Linked DNA regions of Homo sapiens: region 1 is linked to region 2. A link is an interaction called in ENCODE POLR2A ChIA-PET data of the cell type or tissue named here. Cell type or tissue: Panc1. All regions are shown on one strand. Links, peaks and the distances in the headings refer to the core of each region. The heading gives the core; the rest is flanking DNA.

The links. ChIA-PET counts read pairs that join two places held together with the same protein. Peaks named below come from ENCODE experiments on the same cell type or tissue, not always from the same donor. Only the 100,000 strongest peaks of a DNase experiment are listed, where the experiment ranks them.
Region 1: POLR2A ChIA-PET joins it to region 2 with 5 read pairs; 6 of 35 experiments call an interaction of 5 or more read pairs at or near these places.

Annotation. Positions count from the first base shown.
Region 1 is chr4:40,212,568-40,224,258 of GRCh38, forward strand. The region is part of intron 1 of RHOH (ras homolog family member H); the gene reads left to right. Among named protein-coding and RNA genes, the nearest start is that of RHOH, 21 kb to the left of the region's middle. RefSeq lists an enhancer at 835-884. In Panc1, for the core only: no CTCF peak of the experiment used is centred there; no DNase peak of the experiment used is centred there; H3K27ac peaks cover 1,176 bases.
Region 2 is chr4:40,325,379-40,335,854 of GRCh38, forward strand. CHRNA9 (cholinergic receptor nicotinic alpha 9 subunit) reads left to right here and starts at 9,955. Exons shown (of 5, transcript NM_017581.4): 1 at 9,955-10,153; 2 at 10,449-10,476. The coding sequence starts at 10,090. LINC02265 (long intergenic non-protein coding RNA 2265) reads left to right here. Exons shown (of 4, transcript NR_121641.1): 3 at 1,332-1,532; 4 at 4,782-5,041. RefSeq lists an enhancer at 86-135. In Panc1, for the core only: no CTCF peak of the experiment used is centred there; no DNase peak of the experiment used is centred there; H3K27ac peaks cover 404 bases.

The sequences.
Region 1 (11,691 bases), core at 4,551-9,550, 110 kb before region 2:
TTCTCCTCCAATCAAAACTGGCTTTGAGGAAAGAATGGGACTGGATGCACATTTGTGTAAACATGCTAATGGTAAAAAAAAGTCTTTACCTTTCAGGGATATTTGCATTTCAACAAAGTACCAAACCTCAAGAGAAAGGGCTGCTCCAAGGATGGAAGATATATTTGGTAGGGAGAGGACTTTTTATCACCCTTGATTCACTCCATGTAAGCAGGGACCTTCTGGTAAGATGCTCCCTGATGGGGACTTGTTGGATGCTGGCCGTGCCAGCTGGCTGAAACCCCCAGGGTCAGACTTCCTTGCAGGGGATCCTTATCATGTGGATGGCAGCCACTGCTGATAGATTGGGGAACTGCTTCCTTTGCCATCTCCCTATAGGGAAGGTTCCCCTAAACTGAGTCCCTAATAATCTCAGAGCGAGACGTGTGCTGTGGGGATCTTATCATCTTATCAGATTTTTCTAAACTATAGTCCTTCTTAGAAGTGAGAGGCCCAGAACACTCTACTTTATGCAGGAATAGCAGAGATGACTCATGGTTGGGAAGACACTAGAATTCAGCCAGGAGAATATCATTAAAAGAGGGAGAAGGGAAAACAGACTTTTTGTGTGGTACAAAAACAAAACCCTCTGTATCATTATGTGAACAACGGTGCAAAAAAGAGGAGACACAGTTTACCCATGGGTAGCTAACTATGATAGTGAAAGTTGCCTTGAACCTTGTTTTAGAAAAATGGCAAGTGTGGGTCTCACTCTTCTAGTTCCTGACTTCTCTCTCTCTCTCTCTCGTTTCTCTTTTTTTTTTTTTCTCTCTCTCTCTCTCTCACACACACACCCATCTTGGGCCAGGTTTGTAAAGCCTCATGGGAAATGGAACACGGAAGAGTCTTCTGGGAGGTTTTAAAATTTAATTTTAGTCAGATTTAGTAAGATTTCTTCATACAAAACAAAACAAAAATTCTCTAAAAAAAATCCTTGTTAGGGTCTGGTTAAGACAACTAATAACAACAGATGTGAGGGCATAGTTCCTAGTTACCAAAGAATCGCTCTGGTGAGAGAGGAGTGGAGGCAAAAATTCCAGATGGTACCTGGGTAGCGATTGCACTCAGATGGGTCATCTGAGGACAGCTGCCCTAGACCGCTGCTCCTGAGCCTCTCCATTGTAATTTTCCTTCTTCTAGTTCCTTTTTAAAAATTTTTCTTTTTTGTTGAGATAGAGTCTTGCTCTGTCTCCCAGGCTGGAGTGCAGTGGCATGATCCCCAGTCACTGCAACTTCCGCCTCCCAGGTTTAAGTGATTCTCCTGCTCAGCCTCCTGAGTAGCTGGGATTACAGGTGTGTGCCACCACGCCCGGCTAATTTTTGTATTTTTAGTGGAGACAGGGTTTCACCATGTTGGCCAGACTGCTCTCAAACTCCTGTGCTCAAGTGATCTGCCCGCCTCAGCTTCCCAAAGTGTTGGGATTACAGGTGTGAGCCACTGTGCCTGGCCTAGTTCCTTTATTTTAAAAGCTTAAATGCATGAAGCATACAGTACTGTGAAGACTTGCTTGATGTGATGCAGGTTCCTTAATCTCCTCCTTTGCTATTTGGTTCGCAGATGGTGGTACGGGTGGCACTTTGGGGAAGGCGGGGCGGAAGGAAGCTTTCTGATGAATGTTTGCACAGTATACGAGAAGGTTACAAGATATGGGCATCATGCACAGGTGGCGAGGTGGTTAGAGAAAGGTAGATGGTGTTTGGGGATTACCCTCTGGTACATTTCAATTCACTTTGGGGTTATGAGATTTCAGAAGGTTAGCTAATGCTTACGTCCTGGGGTGGGCTCTTTTGTATTTCTTTGTTGTCTCTTTTTTATTTTTTAGAGACAGAGTTTTACTATATTGCCCAGACTGGTCTCAGACTCCTGGCCTCAAGCGATCCTCCCACCTCAGCCTCTGAGTTACAATTGTCTCTTGAAAGTAATTTCAGGTAGGCTTGGGGCTACCAAGGCAAGCCTAGGGAAGCCTACTACATGAAGAGGATTAGAGTCCTCTGGAGAAGTTGGATTCATATGAAGAGATACTAATCAGAAAGTTGGGAGTTAGTCATCCATGGAAAACAGGCATGTTTGAGAATCATATTCTGGCAGTGCCCATCCATGCATTATCAGTGGAGAGAGAACCTTGGCTAATGGACTTCCCCAGTTTTGATCCCATGGATAAGACCATGGGGGAGAGGGTAAGGCTTAGGCTAATGCATATTCTTGGATCATTCAGTCACCTCCTTCCACTCTGAGTCCCTGTTGACCAGGGAATGTCTTGGTGTCATAGCTTGGCTTTCCAATGGCTCTCCCCGTGGGGAAAGAATACACAGGCTGTGTTGATGGTATTCTAGTCCTGACGAGAGCTGCGTTTCTCATGGTCAGCAAATGAATTGGCATCCGATATATAAGCAAATCTTGTGACTGTAAAGTCATATACTTTCTTGTTAGTTGAGGGAATCAGATTTCTGAGGGTAAGAGGTGAAGCCAAGAACATGGCAAATTCATTATCTTGATAAAAACTACCCGGTAAGGCTGCCCATTTTCTTTCAAACTGCAACACCATATGTCCAGCGAGGTTCCTCTTACGAGACATCAGGGGTATCAGGAGTGGGTGCCAAGCTGGAGTCCTGAGAATGAGGGAAATAGGAGACCATGAGTTTTGAGCACCACCGCAATTTCTCTTCTCCTTTTGTCCCTCTTGCTTTAGGTAGTAATGCATGCCTTAAGATAATAAAAGGTCTGTCTTTGTGGGCTCTTCATTGCCATAGAAAAATGATTGGTATGAGTTTCCCAAGGCCTCGGATAAAAATATTTCTTCAGAGAGGGTTTTGAAAACTTATGCCAGTTACCTGGGTGGACTCCAATCTTTCAAGCACTGTGTGTCTTTTCCTGGTCCTCCCTCGCTCCCTCCTTCCTTTCCTTCCTTCTCTAAACAGAGTCTAAGGTAATGCCCCTCTCCAGTTTCTTGGGATAGGGAAGGGGGTGGAATTACTTCTGACTCACCCTTACCCTTATGGTGTACCCTTTGGGGTTCTGGCTAAAATATATGTATTGGGAAGTGGGACGCAGTGGCTCACGCCTGTAATCCCAGCACTTTGGGAGGCCAAGGCGGGTGGATCACTTGAGGTCAAGAGTTCAAGACCAGCCTGGCCAACACCCATCTCTACTAAAAATGCAAAAATTAGCCTGGTGTGGTGGTGCATGCCTGTAATCCCAGCTACTCAGGAGACTGAGGCATGAGAATCGCTTGAACCTGGGAGGTGGAGAGGGTGGTGAGCCAAAATCACGCCACTGCAGTCCAGCCTGGGTGACAGAGCGAGACTCTGTATCAAAAAACAAACAAATAAGTAAAATATATATATTGGGGTCCATTAGTTTTTCCACCCTGGGTGGACTCTGACCTTTGACTTCTGTCATCCTTGCCCCATGAAGCCATCGGAACTGCAGCTCGTTTTCCGCTTTTTCATCGCCATTTCTTTCAGCTGACAAATGCTGTTTACCTCACTGGCTTCTCCTTTATTCTTAGGTTTTGGCCTGACAGTTGCTATTTTTTTTTTTTTTTTTAGCTCTTTGATACTTTTAAGAAAATGGTTTTTAGGCCATGCACAGGGGCTCATGCTTGTAATCCCAGAACTTTGGGAGACCGAGGTGGGTGAATTGCTTGAGCTCAGGAGTTTGAGACCAGCCTGGCCAACATGGTGAAACCCCGTCTCGATTAAAAATACAAAAACTAGCCGGGCGTGGTGGCAGGTGCCTGTAATCCCAGCTACTCCAGAGGCTGAGGCAGGAGAATTGCTTCAACCCGGGAGGCAGAGGTGGCAGTAAGCCGAGATCGCACCACTGCACTCCAGCCTGGGCGACACAGTGAGACTCCATCTCAATAAAAAAAAAGAAACAAAAAATAAAAACATAAGGACTTTTGACAAAAATATGATTCTTTAGGCAAGAGGTTTATTTCTCTAAGTGTCAGTTTCTCTGAAAACTTTGAGGATTGGATTGGATATAAATTTCCCCAAGCACAATGTGTGTACCAATGGTGGGAAACAAGATCTTTTTAGGGCAAGCATTTAAAAAATGTTTTTAGTAGGTATATGTTTCTTTGAATGTTTTCAGAAAAAAATTATAAGTGACAATCAAATCTATGATTTCATCTATTTAATTGCTTAGGACAAGGCCATATGAGTTCACTTAGAGTTGATTTTTAAAACATACCACATAAATGATAGTTCAAATATGGTTATCAGATGACTGAAATTTGGGGGCAGGATTAGAAGATGATCTTTCAGATTTTGACTAACTTGACTATTCTGGTCTCAATGACGAAAGGAAACAAGTTCCCATAAGTCATTACAGTGGAATCCAATGATATTATCCAAGAAACCAATATTCCTAGGATCTTAGTTCTCCTAGAAATCTTTCTAGCATGCTGAGCAGGATGGGTTGGACACAGTCCAAATCACTGGAATATTACAAATTTAAAAAATTGTTTTGAGTGGTGTGTGAAAGAGACCTGCTCTGAGGACTTCTAGAATGAGTGAGAAGGGAACTTACAGACCTACTGAGACTTGCTCCTCTGTCAGATGTGGCAGGAGGGTCGGGGTCTTGGAGTTGTTCAAGTAATTTCATCAGTTAGGGGTTAATCCTGACCCAGGATCCAGTCCTGCTGGGCCATACTTTCTTAAAGTGACTATCCAGTGACACTAGCAAATGTTACCTCTTCCCGGGAAGAAATGACAGGATGTGTTTGTATTTTCTTTTACAAAGGATCATGCGATTTTATTTTTACTTTTTTTTTGTTATAGAAGTGGTATATGTCTGTGAAGGAAACTCAGAAAACATAGATAAGCACACACAAAAAATTTGTAATTGCACCAGTATGAGCATTGTTAAAATCTTAGTATAGTTTCTTACTTTTTTCCTCTCTCTATTTTTACTAAAAAATCAGGATTACGTTGCACATACCGATTTGAACTTGCCTTTCTTTGATCCATATAACAATGTTGTCACATACTTTTCCCCACATTATTAAATATTGTTCTACAATAGTAAGGAATTCAATGATAAAAGAGGCATATTGTCTTCCTCCCACCTTATACAAGTTATTTTGTGTGGCAGCTTGACTTGTATTTTAGAAGTAGAGACAAATTAAGGCAAAAATAAATAGAAATGGCAAATTAATTCCACAAGGAGTGTGTTTTCTGAAAGTCCCTGCTGCTAGAAACGGAATTAGGATTATGCCTCCTGGTTTCAAACATGTCGATAATAGCTGTGTGTGCTACTCGAGTGGCGTCAAAGATGGATGTCCAACTCCATATTGGAGCTGTGGGTAACCTAGTGACAGCCACAAATCACCCTTCTAAGAGCAGATGGTCAGGGAGCACCTTTCCAGTTTAGAGCATATACCAGTTGCTCTCCTGATGGACATCTGGTCCATGATATTTGACTGTTTTAAGGTATGGAGTGCTTTGTACAAGGTACAAAACTTCTGTCCTTGGTATGAACATTTGGGAGGCAAGTGAGTGATAATGACCCACGGCTGCCTTTTTGTCCGGCAAAGCACGAGGATGCTTTGGAGAACGGAAGGATTTCATCGAGTCCAAAGGACACTCACCTCTAGGCCTCTCAGCCTCCTTGGCCACGTGGTTGTTCTGCTACTGAGAGTCTGCAGATGAGCTGGTGGTTTCTCCAAGCTTCCGAGAGCTCTCTCAGGTATTTATTATATGCACGTTCTGTCTACAATGACCAGTGGACTCTAAACTGGGCTGGAACATGTTCCCAGGAAAACATGCCCAAATTCTGTTCTACCTTGTGTAAATCTAAGACAGGGGCTACTGAACACAGTCTTGGAAATCAGACACGTGCTAGGGCCCCCTGTGCTTAGCTCGGCTAATGAGCCCAGGCTGAGGGCTTTTTTGCAGGCATGCCAAAAAATGCAGGGCCAAGGCTGGGGGTGGAGAGGTAAGGCTAGGGAAGTCAAGGAAGGCATGAGGAACAGCTTGGGAGGGGAAAAAGTTCATCTGGTGGCAGGAGCTTTAGGCTCTCTCTGCTCCTTCACCCTTTTCTCTGTTCAAATCTGCTCTCAAGGCAGCATGTGATATTGATGGTTCACAGAAACATGAACTACCAGCCTTGGAGGGGCCCTGAGAGCCCATCTAGTTCAATGCCTCATTTTGCGGATGAAAAAACAGGTTTGGAGTGGCTAAATGGCGTAAGCAAGGTCGTGTCACTAGGAGTAGAGCTGGGATTCAAGCCTGATGGTCAGTCCAGGGCTCTGATCACCACAAGCTGCCTCTATATACAGTATAGTGAGAAAGTCTCAACCACCACATTGACTCTTCATTTATATTTAATATTATATTTGTATTTTAAGATTGATCCATAATGGAAGGAATTGTTTAGTCCTGTACTAAAGGAATTTAGAAAGAGTTGGGTGACTCAATCTACTGATAAGGAAAAAGATTTACAATCTATTACTAAGTGAGAAAGGCATCATGGAGTACAGTATAGTATGCTGTAGTTTGTATATAAAAATGTGTGTGTGGCTGGGCGCGGTGGCTCACGCCTGTAATCCTAGCACTTTGGGAGGCCAAGGTGGGTGGATCACCTGAAGTCAGGAGTTTGAGACCATCCTGGCCAACATGGTGAAACTCCATCTCTACTAAAAATACAAAAATTAGCTGGGCATGGTGGCACATGCCTGAAGTCCCAGCTACATGGGAGGCTGAGGCAGGCGAATCACTTGAACCCAGGAGGCGGAGGTTGCAGTGAGCCGAGATCGCACCACTGCACTCCAGCTTGGGGACAGAGTGAGACTCCATCTCAAAAAAAAAAAAAAAAAAAGTGTGTGTGATAATTATACACATACATTCATATATATATGCATGTGGATTCATGTAATAATGTAATAGCTTTGGAAAAATGCATGAGAAACTTAGTCTGATGGTTGCGTCTGGGAAAATGGCCTGGGCACCATAGGAGGGAGGTATATTTTTCACTTTTATACTTTTAAAATGTTACTATAGGCATGTAATCACTATTCAAAAAATGTAAAAACATTTAAAGATGCCATGTGAGCTCAAATAAGGGAGAAATATATTGCTTATTGGGAAGGCCTCATACAAGAGGTAGCATCTGAGCTGGGCTCTGGGATGGGTAGAAGTTCACCAGGAAGAGCCAGGGCAGGAAAGCTTGCAGCAGCAGGATTGAAGCTGTCAAAGCAGGAAAGACCAGGGAGAGTGTCAGCAATGTTGCATAGTCTGGAGAAATTGCAGCAAAGTAGTATGCTGTTGTTTGAATATAAAAATGTGTGTGTAATTATTATATGCATTCGTACTTACAGCATGTGAATTTATGTAATAATGTAATAGCTTCAGAAAAATGCATGAGAAACTGCATTGGCTAGGTAAAGCAGGGACAGGGCCGAGGAGAAAAGTAAAGAGAGAGAACTCGGCTGGATGGAGGTTATCTTATACTTAATATGGCATAAAGGGCTTTTTACAAATTGGCCCCATTGTCCCTTTCCAACATCATCTTCCACCTGTGCTTCAGCCACCATAGCCAGCTGTCTATTCTCCAAATACCCACGTGCACACCTGGGCACCAGCCGCTTCCTCTGCCTGCATGCGGTCCACCAGTCCTATTTCTTTCTCTCCTCCAAGACCAAGTTCAAATGTTCCTCCTCTCCCCCTCCCCACCCCACCACCCTGGAAGATTTTAACACTCTGTCCTTAGTGTTCTCTTGGCATTTTGCATTTACCTTTATTATAGAACTTGGCTGTTTAAATTTTAATTTTTTGCAGGACGAACCGGAGAGTGAGGTCATTTATACGCAGAACATTGCGTCTCCTCTCTTTAATTTAGCATTTTATTCTCTGAGGTCCTAGCTATATGGTACTTTATGGTGATGAAGTACAGCCACACCATTCTGCCTTTGTGTGGCCATTGCATGACCTCTCCAAATGAAATCATTTCTTCTATAGAGAAAAAAAAGTGAGGATCAGAGACATTATTAACTAAGTAAAAAAAAAAATTTTTTTAACCTCTGGGCCTAGTCTAAACTACATTAACATTTTCTTTATTATCTTCTGCCCCATTAGGCTCCTTAAAAGTAGGCCTAGTTTAAAGACAATTAAAGGCAGATATTCTGTCCCTTTTTTTAGACTTCTATGGATTTGAAATGTCATGTTAATAGAACACTATATATGCGTAAGCAATGAACTGAACCATTAAAAAAGAATTTTGCTCTGGAATATCCTGGTAGTTTCAGGGTCATTATATATTTGTTTTGCTCAGTTTCTTGATCTTTCTGATCCTTAATCAGAAGCTGAGCATCTAAGGAAATATTTTATCCTATTGCTATGTATCTATAATATTATCTGTATAAAAAGTACATATGTCTATATTTCAAAAGAAGATTGAAAAAATTAAGAAAATCTGAATAAACTTGTGTTCTTAGATTATTCCTCTTTGTTCCTCTTCTCCCTTAGGCAATTGAGGGAGTAACTGCTATGTTCCTAGTACAATTTATTCTATAGAGGGACATGTGAAAGGTGAGCTGAGAATTCCCAGTAAATCTCGATTTACCCATCATTGCAGAGACCTTTCCTCTGCCTGGGCCAATGTCCTTCTCGGCAAGGGAAGATAGATCGCACCAGACAAAGTTTGGACATTTATCTTTCTACATAAATGGAAAACCCTTCCCAGATTGTTCAACTGGTTGCTTTTTTTCAGTTACTAATACAGGAATACCTCATTTGATTGCGCTCCACAGATATTGCATTTTACACAAACTGAAGGTTTGTGGCAACTCTGTGTTGAGCGAGTCTATCGGCACCATTTTCCCAACAGCGTATGCTCACTTCATGGCTCTGTCACATTTTGGTAATTCTCAAAATAATTCAAACGTTTTCATTATTATTGTATCTGTTATGGTCATCTGTGATCAGTGATCTTTGATGTTACTGTTGCAATTGTTTTGGGGCACGATGAATCATGCCCATATAAGATAGCAAACTTAATGGATAAATGTTGTACGTGTTCTGACTGCTCCGGCTGTTCCCCCACCTCTCTTCCTCCCTTTGGGCCTCCCTATTCTCTGAGACACAATGATATTGAAATTAGGCCAGTTAATAAACCTATAATGGCCTCTCAGTGTTTAAGTGAAAGGAAGAGTCATGTGTCTCTCACTTTAAATCAAAAGCTAGAAATCATTAAGTTTAATGAGGAAGGCATGTTGAAAGCTGAGAGAGGCCGAAAACTAGGTCTCTTGCCAGTTAGCCAGGTTGTCAATGCAAAGGAAAATTTATTGAAGAAATGAAAAGTTCAACTCCTGGGAACACATGAATGATAAGGAAGTGAAACAGCCTTACTGCTTGGACAAAGCTTTAGTGGTCTGGGTAGAAGATCAAACCAGCTATACAATTTCTTTAAGCCAAAGACTAATCCAGAACAAGGCCCTAACTTGCTTCAATTCTATGAAGGTTGAATGAAGTGAGGAAGCTGCAGAAGAAAAGTATGAAGATAGCAGAAGTTGGTTCACTAGGTTTAAGGAAAGAAGCCATCTTCATAACACCAAAGTATAAAGAGAGGCAGCAGGTCCTGATGAATAAACTACAGCAAGTTATCCAGAAGATCTAGCTAAGGTCATTGATGAAGGTGGCTACAGTGTACAATAGAATTTTCAATGGAAACAAAATGGCCTTCTATTGGAAGAAGATGCCATCTAGGACTTTCACAGCTAGTAAGAGGTCAATACTTGGCTTCAAAGCTTCAAAGAACAGGCTGACTGTCTAGTTAGGGGCTAATGCAGCTGGTTGCTTTAAGGTAAAGCCAGTACTCATTTACCATTCCAACAGATCCTAGGGCCTTAAGAATTATGCTAAATCTACTTTGCCTGTGCTCTATAAATGGAACAACTAAAGCCTGAATGACAACACATCTATTTACAGCAATGTCTACTGAATAATTTAAGCCCACTGTTGAGACCTACTGCTCAGGAAAAAGATTCCTTTCAAAATATTACAGCTCATGGACAACGCACCTAGTCACCCAAGAGCTCTGATGGAGATGTACAAGGAGATTAATGCTGTTTTCATGCCTGTTAACACAATATCTATTCTGCAACCCATGGATCAAGGAGTCATTTCAACTTTCAAATCTTATTATTTAAGAATACATTTTGTAAGGCTATAGCTGCTATAGATAGTGATTCCTTTGATGAATCTAGGCAAAGTAAATTTAAAATCTTCTGAAAGGATCTACCATTTTAGATGCCATTCAGAACATTTGTGATTCATGGCAGAAGGTCAAAATAGCAACATTAACTGGAGTTTGGAAGAAGTTGATTCCAAGCCTCATGACTGACTTGAGGGATTTAAGATGCTAGTGGAGGAAGTAACTGCAGATGTGGTAGAAGGAGCAAGAGAGCTAGAATTAGAAGAGGAGGCTGAAGGTGGGACTGAATGTCTGTAATCTCATGTTAAAATTTAATGTATGAGGAATTGCTTCTTACAGATGAGCCAAGAAAGTAATTTCTTGAGACAGAATCTACTTCTGGTGAATATACTGTGAAAACTGTTGAAATGGCAACAAAAGATTTAGAATATTACATAAACTTACTTGATAAAGCAGTGGCAGGGTTTGAGAGGATTAGCTCTAATTTGCAAGAAGTTCTGCTGTGGATAAAATGCATTTCATGCTACAGAGAAATCTTTCATGAAAGGAAGAATCAATCAGTGTGGCAAACTTCATTGTTGTCTTATTTTAAGAAATAGCCACAGCCACTCCAACCTGCAGCAACCACTACCCTGATCAATTGGCAGCCATCAACATTGAGGCAAAAAGATTAGGACTTGCTGAAGGCTCAGATGATTGTTAGCTTTTTTTTTTTTTTTTTTTTTTTAGAGAGGGTCTTGCTCTGTTGCCCAGGCTGGAGTGCAGTGGTGCAATCATAGCTCACTGTAGCCTCCCGGAGTCAAGTGATCCTCCCACCTCAGCCTCCTGAGTAGCTGGGATTACAAGTGTGCATTACCATACCTGGCTAATTAAAAAAAAATTTTTATCTAGACAGAGTCCCATTGTGTTGTCCAGGCTGTATTGTTAGCATTTTTAAGCAATAAAATATTTTTAAATTAAGCCATGTATACTTTTAGACATCATGTATAGTGTAAACATAACTTGTTTTTTTTTTTTTTTTTTTTTTGAGATGGAGTTTCGCTCTTGTTGCCCAGGCTGGAGTGCAATGGCACGATCTTGGCTCACTGCAACTTCTGCCTCCTGGGTTCAAGCAATTCTCCTGCCTCAGCCTCCCAAGTAGCTGGGATTACAGGCATGTGCCACCATGCCTGGCTAAGTTTGTATTTTTAGTAGAGACAGGGTTTCTCCATGTTGGTCAGGCTGGTCTTGAACTCTCGACCTCAGGTGATCTGCCTGCCTCGGCCTCCCAAAGTGCTGGGATTACAGGCTCGAGCCACTGCTCCTGGCCAACATAACTTTTATGTGCACTAGGAAACAAAAAAAACTGTGTGACTCACTTTATTGCAAGATTCACTTTATTGCAGTGGTCTGGAACTGAACCCGCGATATCTGTAAGGTATGTCTGTATATCATACCCTTCCTGGGCAATACGAACAGGCTGACCTAATTCCTTCTAATGCTGAGTGGATTCTATC
Region 2 (10,476 bases), core at 5,477-10,476:
TAAATCTGTTAATAGATTTGATTATCATAAGCACTTGGCTATTAGCCAGAAATCCTGGATAAATGGACGGATCACTGTAAATTTGGTATTTGAAGCTGTTATATTTCAAGCTGTTTTTTTTTTCTTTGTATGTGCTGTCTCTTTAGAGCTGGTTAAAAACAGCAGATTTCACATATGACGTTATCTGCAGTGCCCTGTGCAGAGGCCTGCAGGGAGTTTACAGAGACACCTGGTGGCTGAGAAGGTGAAGTACCTTGGCTTTGTCAGAAGATAAAGGATTTGAATTGTGTCTAAATTTGGTTTCTTTTTGTGGCTGAGAATTTCACTCCTTTCTTAATTATTTTAGTAGAATTGCACATTTAAAAAAATAGACTTTGATTTTTAAAGATTATTTTTAGAGCTTTCACTCTTTCTTTCTGAAAAAAATCATCAACCAGGTGAATTGACCAGTTCCATCAGCTGGGCTGAATCTCATCAGGGCCAGGACCAGAGTGAGGCAGGAGAGGCACTTGCTTCCAGTGCACATTTAAGGGGGAGCCAAAAATATTAGTAATGAATATAGATAAATTTTTTTGAGACAGGATCTCTATCTGTCACCCAGACCAGAGTGCAGTTGTGTGATCATAGCTTACTACAGCTTTAAACTCCTGGGCTCAAGTGATCCTCCTGCCTCAGCCTCCCCCATGTAGGAGGGACTGCAGGTACGCATCACCATGCCTGGCTAATTTAAAAGAACTTTTCTTTTCTTTTTTTGGTAGAGATGGGGGTCTCATTTTATTGCCCAGGCTGGTCTTGAAGTCCTGGCCTCAAGTGATCCTCCCACCTCGACCTCTCAAAGTGTTGGGATTACAAGCATAAGCCACCATGCTTGGCCTTAATACAATATTTCTAAACATCAAAATTAATGCAAAATATTTCATTATAAATAAAAATACCAAAGTTTAAAAACAGGATTAGTGGCTGGGCATGGTGGCTCATGCCTGTAATCCCAGCACTTTGGGAGGCTGAGGCAGGTGGATCGCCTGGGGTCAGGAGTTCGAGACCAGCCTGGCCAACATGGTGAAACCCCATCTCTACTAAAAATGTAAAAATTAGCTGGGTGTGGTGATGCATGCTTGTAGTCCCAGCTACTTGGGAGGCTAAAGGAGGAGAATTGCTTGAACCCTGGAGGTGGAGGTTGCAGTGAGCTGAGATCATGCCATTGCACTCCAGCCTGGGCGACAGAGAGAAATTCTGTCAAACAAACAAACAAACAAAAAACCAATAACAACAACAACAAAAAAAAACAGGATTAGTATTGCCAATATTCTCTCTCTCTTTTTTTTTTTCAGGCTCCAATATGGCTCAGAAAGGCACTGAGAAAACCTAGCCTTAGCTAGGCTAAGAGCCTAGCTTCTGGCCTGGCTTTTACGTGGTCAGCGGATGTGCGTCCATCCCCCTGCACTGGTTCCCCTTGTCCTTTCTGTGGCTCTCCTGGATTCCTCTCGTTCAGCTCCTTGGTGTACAGAGCCTATGTCAATGGCAATGGTGAGGTAAGTGAGAAGAAGAAACGGAGAAAGTTAAAAAGTGTCTTTGAGGAAAACACTTGGGAATAAAATCTTCCAGTTCTCCTGCTTTACCTTTCAGTACCCTCCCTGCTTCCTTCCAAACATGCTTCCAGAAGCAGGCACCTAGGCCATTCATACCCACGGGGCTGCTCTCGGCTAAGTAGGCCTAGCCGAAGAGACACTGAGGGCAGGTGGGCAGGTGGGGTGGGAGATGGAGCAGCGCGTTGCTGACTGGGAGAAAGCACCTCCTTGCCTCTTTTCAGTTTTAACATGTCCCTTTAGTGCCCACTTTCCAGAACAGGGCAGAGGATGGGGGAGCGGGAGATGAGTGAGGTCTTGGGGCCATGGGGCCATGCTGCTTCTAAGGGGGCAGAAGCTGTGGGAGAGGTTGGGGGCTGGTAGCTCTCAGAATAGCCTGGGAAGGGTATCAGCTGGGTTTGCACAGTGTTGTCTCCGAATCTCCCAGCTCCCCTTCTCTATGATTAGCATCCTTGAAGTAGCGTGCTACTGTTAACAGAAGAGCAGAGTGTGCCCCTTCTGCTTTTTCCCATGCTTGTCATTTGCCTAACTCTTACAATGTTAGCAGAGAGACAGTGTTTGCAACGAGCAGGGAAATATTGCACAATTGTGACTGCAGGGTCTGCTATGAGAAGAGGAAGCAGAGCCAGTGGGGTGAGAACCTCCTGGGATGAGAAGGGGTCGGAAACTCAAGAACAAAGGAAAATGTCTGAGAAGTCCCAAGGAGCAAGTGGGCTACCATTGAGGACAGAAATCTCCCATGGATGAGGTCTCCTCTGTGCAGCAAAGAAAGACCCCAGAAACAGGAGGAAGCCAGGAGATACTCACCCTATACCACACTGTACAGTTTTATAGCTTTCAAATATATTCCCTCAGGGGATTTCAGGGAAAATAGTATGCACCCTCTGACAAAGCACAGACATCAGAGCCCGCTACAGTCCCCAGATCACTCACTTGGACATACTGGATACCCTGGATCATATATCAGCTGCTCTCCTGACCCAGAAAACTGCATGTCTCTTATCACCCACTCATGTCTCTTCATGAACTTGGCTCTTCTGTTGGCAACTTTATGAGTTTCTTTTTACCAGTGGGTGCTTTCTGACTACCGTAGCCTGTGTGGTTTGGCAAGGGGAATCATAGTGGCATTCACTGAGAGTCTTGCTTTGTGCCAGGTGTGTGCTTGGTACTTTATCTGCTTTCTCTTGAATCCTCACAATAACCCTTTTGGGTAAAATATTATAATCTTCCTTTATACAAATGAGAAAATGAGACTCTGAGAAATAATTACTACTAACATGACTAGTAAGTGGTGGTCCTAGGACTTGAACTGGGGCCATAGGACTCCTCCTGTGTCCTTAGGTCCTTTCTGTTGCATTAGGTCAGCAGAGACATGGGGAGATGCCTCCACACCCTCCCCCTGCATCCTTGGCAGATGCTGCTAACTGGATTTGGTGGTTGTTTCCCTTGAGCTAGGACTATGTATAAGGGAAAAATTATGGTCCATGTTCTCAAGGAATTTTGCTTTGACATAGGTTAAAATATAACACAGCAGTAGACTGACAATGTAAGGCTGTAAATAACATCCTGGCCATGAGTGCTAAAAAAATCAGGTAAGCTTATGAATCATAGGAAATATACCCACCATTCTTTGTCTGAAAGCTGGCCTTTCCCTTACTTCTTAATTCCTTAGATTTCTCATTCTAGATATTACTCATTTATGCATCAACAAATATCCTCTAATATCCTCTCTGTATCTGGGAGAATAGCACAGAACATGACAAAGCCCCCACTTTTGTGGAACTTAATTTTAGTAGGGAGACAGACGATAACTACCAAGTGCAATGCATACATGCAGGTCAGCTGGTCCTAAGTGCGAGGAAGGGTGGATCCCAGAGATGGAGAGAGGGCTGGGATGTTACTCTACGTAACATCATCAGGGAAGGGCTTCTGATAAGGAGGCACTAGGCAGAACCCAGGAGGAAGAAGAAGGGGAGTCAGGAGGATATGCTAATGGTGCTCCAGGCAGAGGGAACAGAAGGAGGGGCGCAGTGTGCATGTGGAATGCAAGGAGGCCAGCACGGCTGGAGCTACATGAGCGAGGGGGAGAGTGTTGGAGAAGGAAAGTCGGGGGAGACATCACGTACGGCCTTGTAGTTGCCAGTAAGGATTTTGGCTTTTATTCCAAATAAGGTGAGAATCCACTGGAGAGAATCCACTGGGCAGAGGGGTGACATGATCAGATTTGTGTTTTAAGATGACCACCTGGCTGGGCTTGGTGGCATGTACTTGTAGTCCCAGCTATCTGGGAGGCTGAGATGGGAGGATCTCTTGAGCCCAGGAATTGGAGGCCACAGTGCACAATGATAATGAGGGAGTGCAGTGAATAGCTGCTGCACCCCAACCTGGGCAACACAGTGAGACCCCCATCTTATAAATTATTTAAAAATAGGCTGGTCATGGTGGCTCATGCCTGTAATCCCAGCACTTTGGGACTCTGAGGCAGGTGGATCGCTGGAGCTCAGGAGTTTGTGACCAGCTTGGCCAACATGGTGAAACCCTGTCTCTACTAAAAATACAAAAATTAGCCAGGCATGGTGGCAGGCACCTGTAATCCCAGCTACTTGGGAGGCTGAGGCAGGAGAATTGCTTGAACCTGGGAGGCAGTGAGCTGAGATTGTGCCACTGCACTCCAGCCTGGGTGACAGAGTGAGACTCCGTCTCAAAAAAAAAAAATTAAATTAAAAAAATAAAAATAGAAATAAAAAATAGATGAAATGAAATAAAATGACCGTCTGGCTCTTACCTGGAGAAGGGAATTCAGGGGCACCGTTGGCTGCTAGGAGGCAAGTGTGGTTGGTGCAGATGGCAGTCAGCAATGGCTTAGACCAGGAAGACAATAGGGAAGGTGGGGAGAGGCGGCTGGGTTCCCGATATGTTGTGAAGGTGGAACTGCTGGGATTCATTCACAGATTGGATGTGGGGTGTTCCAGGTTGAATTGCATCCTACAGAATTCACACGCTGAAATCCTAACCCCCAGTACTGAAGAATGTGACCATATTTGGAGATATGGTCTTTAAAGAGGTAATTAAGGTTAAGTGAGGTCACTGGGGCGGGACTAATTTCATCTGAGGAGACAACGGGTTTCGGTACAATCGGGGAATAGGGTCACAACCTAGAAACCAAACAGAACTCTGGGACTCTGTATCTCTTAGGGAAATTGCCAGAGCCCTGCCCTCCAGGCCTGTCCTTATTCATGGGGATCTGAGAAGAAGAGATTAGGACCCAGACATGCACAGAGGAGACCCTGTAAGGACACAAAGAGAAGACAGCCATCTGCAAGCCAAGAAGAAAGGCCTTGGGGGAAACCAGCCCTGCCCACACCTTGGTCTGGACTTCCAGCTGATTCTTGGATGAGCTGGTCCTTAGGCACGGAGGCAGGACTGTGAGAAAATAAATTTCTGTTTTTAATTCACCTGGTCTATGGTATTTTGTTGTGGGAGTCCAAGTAGACTAATACATGGGGTTTGAGAGAGAAGAAGCGAGGATGATGCGCAGGAGTTGGATCTGTTTGAAGTTAGGTTAGGAAAGTTCATTTCCTTCACGATGCCCAGAAGCACCAAGAGAGATTGTCCCGCTGGGTTTCACTCAGAAGAGTTTTCCAGTCCACTACACACCACTGACAGAGCCAGAGTACAGTGGGACAAGAGTGAGACACAGGCACATGCAGTCACAAAAGGAGAATCGGCTCCATGCCCAGTGTGATCACCTTCAGGTGCCCACACCATAATGAGCTCCGGTCCGACGTTCCTGTTGGCCCAGAGGTCCTCCTTCCTCCCCTTCCTGAATCGCTTTTGTTCTGATCTAACCTGCACTTCCCCAGGCCAATGGATTTGAGTACAGCTGGGGAAGGGAGTTGCTAGGATTTCTAGCAATCTAGAAACAAAACTGTGTTCTGGGACTCTGTACTTCTCAGTGAAACTGCCAGAGTTCTGCCCTCCAGTCCTGTCCTTATTCATGGGGACCCCAGAGAGACTCACTTGAACTTCTGACCCATTCCCCTGCTGCTCACCCTGCCAGCCCCTGGCCTGGCTGTAGCCACAGTTCCCACCATCACCTATATCTGGAAACTCTAATTCCTCATCCACGACACTATCACGGTCACCCTGTGGAAGTGAGGAGGCTTGCCCAGCCTCCAGACATCCAACAGGGTTGCTTCCTACTCTTTCCAGTTCTCTTACATTTCTGATTCCTTATTAGAAAGGGTTCTTCCATGCCCAGAGCCTCCGCTGGAAGGCAGTTTGAGTCTCACTGGCTGAGCTGCAGTGGGAGTCAGCCCTGGCCCTGCCATGCGTCTGCGCATGTCAAGCTCTTTTCCCTGCAGGCTTTGCCCCTTCTTCATCTGGAACGCTGTTTCCTATTGCAATTTTCATGAGCAAAGTGGATTTATGGATCTGTTTATCTATGTCAGGGGTCAACAAACTATGCCCTGCCACCTATTTTCGTAAATAAAGTTTTATTGGAACATAGCCACACATTCATTTTGCTATAGGCTGCTTTCATAGTACAATGGCAGAGAAGAGTAGTTGGTACAGAGACCATATGGCCTGCCAAGATGAAAATATTTACTATCTAGCTCTTTGCAGAGAGTTTGCCAATCTCTGTGACGGAGTTAGATTGTGTAACTCTCACAAAATGGATAAGAGGATTAAAAAGACTACTGCAGAAATAAGTAAGTAAATAAATAAATCCACGGTGGACTGACAATAATATTAACATCACAATAAAAAAGGACAACAAGAAAATAGTAGGACTGATATTCTTCCACCCACAGTACAAATTGCTTGTCACATAAAACAATTATCCTCTAACCAGGTCTGTCAAGAAGTTGGGAGAGAGATTGGGTGAGGGAGAGAGATGGAAGGGGGAGAGGAAGAGGGGAGGAAAAATAAATAAATTAAATAAATAAATATATAAATAAACAAATAGTGGCATTGAGCTACAAATGACATGCTTAGCATGTCATTTTCCCCTTTAATGATCATTTATCCAGCAATTTTATGGTCAAGCACTATTTTTAGGGTTCCACATGCATTAACTGATTCAGTCCTCAAAACAACCCCAAGAGGTAGGCACTATTTATAATTGTCCCCATTTTATAGATGAAGAAACTGAGGTCGAATAATCTGGCTGAGCTTACACAGCTAGTAAGTGGTGGGGTTGGACTTGAATCCAAGCAGTTCAACTCCAGGGTCTGTGCTCTTAAACTCTACATTATACTGCTTTTGATCAAGAATACGAAGTGGCTGGGCATGGTGACTCACCTGTAATCCCAGCACTTTGGAAGGCTGAGGCAGGTGAATCACGAGGTCAGGAGTTCAAGACCAGCCTGGCCAAGATGGTGAAACCCCATCTCTACTAAAAATACAAAAAAAAAAAAAAAAAAAAAAAAAAAAAAGCCGGGCGTGATGGCAGGTGCCTGTAATACCAGCTACTTGGGAGGCTGAGGCACAGAATTGCTTGAACCCAGGACGTGGAGGTTGCAGTGAGCTGAGATCACGCCACTGCATTCCAGCCTGGGCAACAGAGCAAGACTCAATCTCAAAAAAAAAAAAAAAAGAAGAAGAAATAGAAAACAAAGACAGAAGTAAACCCTAAAATGTTTGGAGAGTGGTGCCATGGGCAGCCCTTTTGGCATGACTTTGCGTCCTAACTACCAATCTTATCCTAAACTCTGGTGCAAGGTGAAGGAATTCATGTAGCTGTCTTTTAAAGGAGCTTTGAGGGGGTTTTTTTGTTTGTTTGTTTTGTTTGTTTGTTTTTCAAGACACATATCTAGGATAAATCCAGCAAATTTAGAAAGTAGAAGTGAAATAGGTCCTTGGGGATGGCATCCCATTGAGGTATCTCCTGCCATTTCAGTGAGTTGTGAAGCATTGGTTAGCATGCGTCATGGCTCTGAGTGCCTAGGACAGCACTCCTCTGTGAAGAGCCCAGCCTCCTGGGGAGGTTGAGGGTCTCTGGCATGGTTCTTGGTGGAGAGTCAGCATCCTTTACCCACCTTCCTGTGGGGCAGATCGAAGTCCCACCTGCCCTTGGCTGAAAGGAAGTGCATTCCCAAGCCTCCTAAAGGCACACTTGACCTTGATTTCCTCTGAGCTTCCTCACCAGATGAACTGGTGTTGTGTAAGGAGCACTGTATTGAGTCAGGACGATGGGTTATGTCCTTGCGAAGGCTTCTGACCTCTCTAGTCCTCAGTTTCTTTATCTGTAACATGAGTGACCTTAGCTAGATGGTCCTCAAAGAGCTCTTTACAGGTTAGAAGTGCTCTGATCCTGTACTTAATGAAATGGAGAAAATATTCATGCCATATTCATTTGCAGGGAAAAAATCCTTTGCAAAACATGATGTTTGACTCTTGTAATTTTTGTTTTAAAAAACACATGTAGCAGAATGAAGGTATTTGTTCTTCCCATCCCCACTCTGCTGCTGGGCAGAGGATATTTTAGCCATAGAATTCACTAGGATTCTTTGTCAGACAGGACTCTATTCTAAGGAATGGGAGCACTGCCATCATCCTCCTGGAATGGAGTCAGGGATGCCCCCCAGGACACTGGACCCCAATGGGCAAAGGTTCTCAGCAGCTTCAACCTAAAAGAGGCCCCTGAGGGGAGAAGGGACCCTGAAGGGAGGGGAGTGGTATAGGAAGGGAAGGGACACCATTCAAGGTAGGCCCTGTGTCAACTACAATTCAACCCTGTGAGTGCTGTAAGGAATCCAAGACATATGAGGTAAAGATCCTCTACACACAAGGAAGTCACCACCCAGCTGGCATCAAAAGCCATATTGATGAAAGACAACGAGAAGGAAGAGATGCATTGTTAGTGTTGCAGGGAGCACAGTGGATTGGGGCAGGTGGCCTGGATCCTGTCTCTGGCCGATCACTGCTGGAGGGAAGCCACTCTGCATCCCTGGGCCTCAGTTTCCTCATATAGAAGTGAGGCATTAAACTCAATTTCAAAATTACCTTCTGCCTCTGAGATTCTGGAGCGGATGGTTTGCTGAAGGAGGACTGAGCGTGGGCACCCGGAATTGTGTCATTTGATGAATGAGTCAGACTAGGGGCGTCAGAAAAATAATGTCTTCACAATCAACACAATGGGATAGGCAATTAAGAAACACTTTGCCGATGGCTTGAGTGTCTGTTCCACTCAGAGGATACATTCCCGAAGAGGGATGGGGTGACTCATCAGGCGGCTGTAACCTGATGAAACAGAGCTATCCAATTTCCTCGCTCCAATTCCAGGCAACCAAATTATCTTAATATGGTTTTCCAAAGCAGTTTCCCCAGGCAAGAGGAGAGACAGACATGAGTTTCCAGACTAAGCAGCAATTGAAAATTGACATTTTTTTATAGGAGTAAAATTATATCACATATGAGAAATGACTGAAACTTTATATGAAGTAGCATTCAAATGCAAAGGGTGTCATCATTAGCAATATCACCATTGGTTATTATTCTCATGCTGATTTGGTCAGCCTTTGAACCAGTTTTTCTTTTTTTTTTTCGAGCTGGTAAATCCTGGGTGACTTGGTGAGTATAGAAATTCTGGGTATGCAAAGCTGATCAAAGATGATAATTACTGATATTTAGAAAGTGCTTTCACATACAGTTATCTCAGTAGCTCTAGAGAGAGAAAATATTATTTTCCCCAGTCTGTAGTTCTGGAAGGCTCAGAGAGGTTAGGTGACTTTTACAGAATAATAGAGCTCGTCAGGGTTTGGCTGGCAGTCAAACCCAGGTGGTCAAGTCCAAATCCAACTCACAGTGTTGCTGCTTCTTAAGCGAGTGATTATCCGCCCATCCAGCACACCCCCTCACATATATACTCACAAACATTTACTATGCAAGATCCATGCCCAGTGGGACAGCTGCAGGAGGGATCAGAAGCTGAGGCAGAGAAAAAACCAAAATGCCAATATATTCTGGAGATCATAGAACCGTGTCTCTTTCCCTCTTCAAATGCTGCTAAAAGCACGTAGAGTCTTTCTGGACAGCCGTCCCATGGCTCAGTCTTTTAGGCTTCCCTTAGTCCCTGGACTCAGGCTGACTCTGCTCATGGTGGGTGTAGAAATCTCCCATTCTGCTTAGATGGAGTCTCTGGGGTGTCAGGCATACCCCTGTTGCCTGCATCTACCTCCTTTTCTGTCTGGTTGTTTCTGCTGAGGGTGGCTAGGGACCCTCAACTGAGATGGCCCCCCACAACAGCACTGTTGGACCTAACACACCCTGGGTTCCCGGCTTCTCAGCCACTGGAGCTGCCAGTCTCAAATTACCGGAGGGGAGGGAGGGCAGGCCTGGATCTCAGGATCTCGGTCCTGCATGCAATGCAAGCCTGAGCTCTCCCGCCATAAGGCTGCAGCGGTGTGGGCTCCTTGTGCCCAGATCCTTTGTATTCATAGGGGGAAGTGGAAGACCACGCTGCCTGACTGAGACTTTATTATAGAGGCTCAGGAAAAAGATGAACTGGTCCCATTCCTGCATCTCCTTTTGCTGGATCTACTTTGCTGCTTCCAGACTGAGAGGTGAGAGGCTGGTGACACGTAACCTATCTTGTCTCATCTGGGGCTATTGCTTTGGTGGGAGGTGGGGCAGGACAGGGAAGACAAAACAGATGATTCAACCGCATGGAAGTGTTCTGTGCTTCCTACTGACTCTGATCTTGGTAGGGCATGCCAGAAAAACAACTCATCCATCCACCCAAAGCTTGTCCCTCGCCAGTGTTGGGCCATCCCCCATTTTAGACCTCAGTCTTGTGTTGTTTGTCTTGAAATACACACAACACTCTGAATGTTAATCCAGATCCCTCTTGTTGAGTAGCTGCAGAGACGGCAGATGGAAAATATGC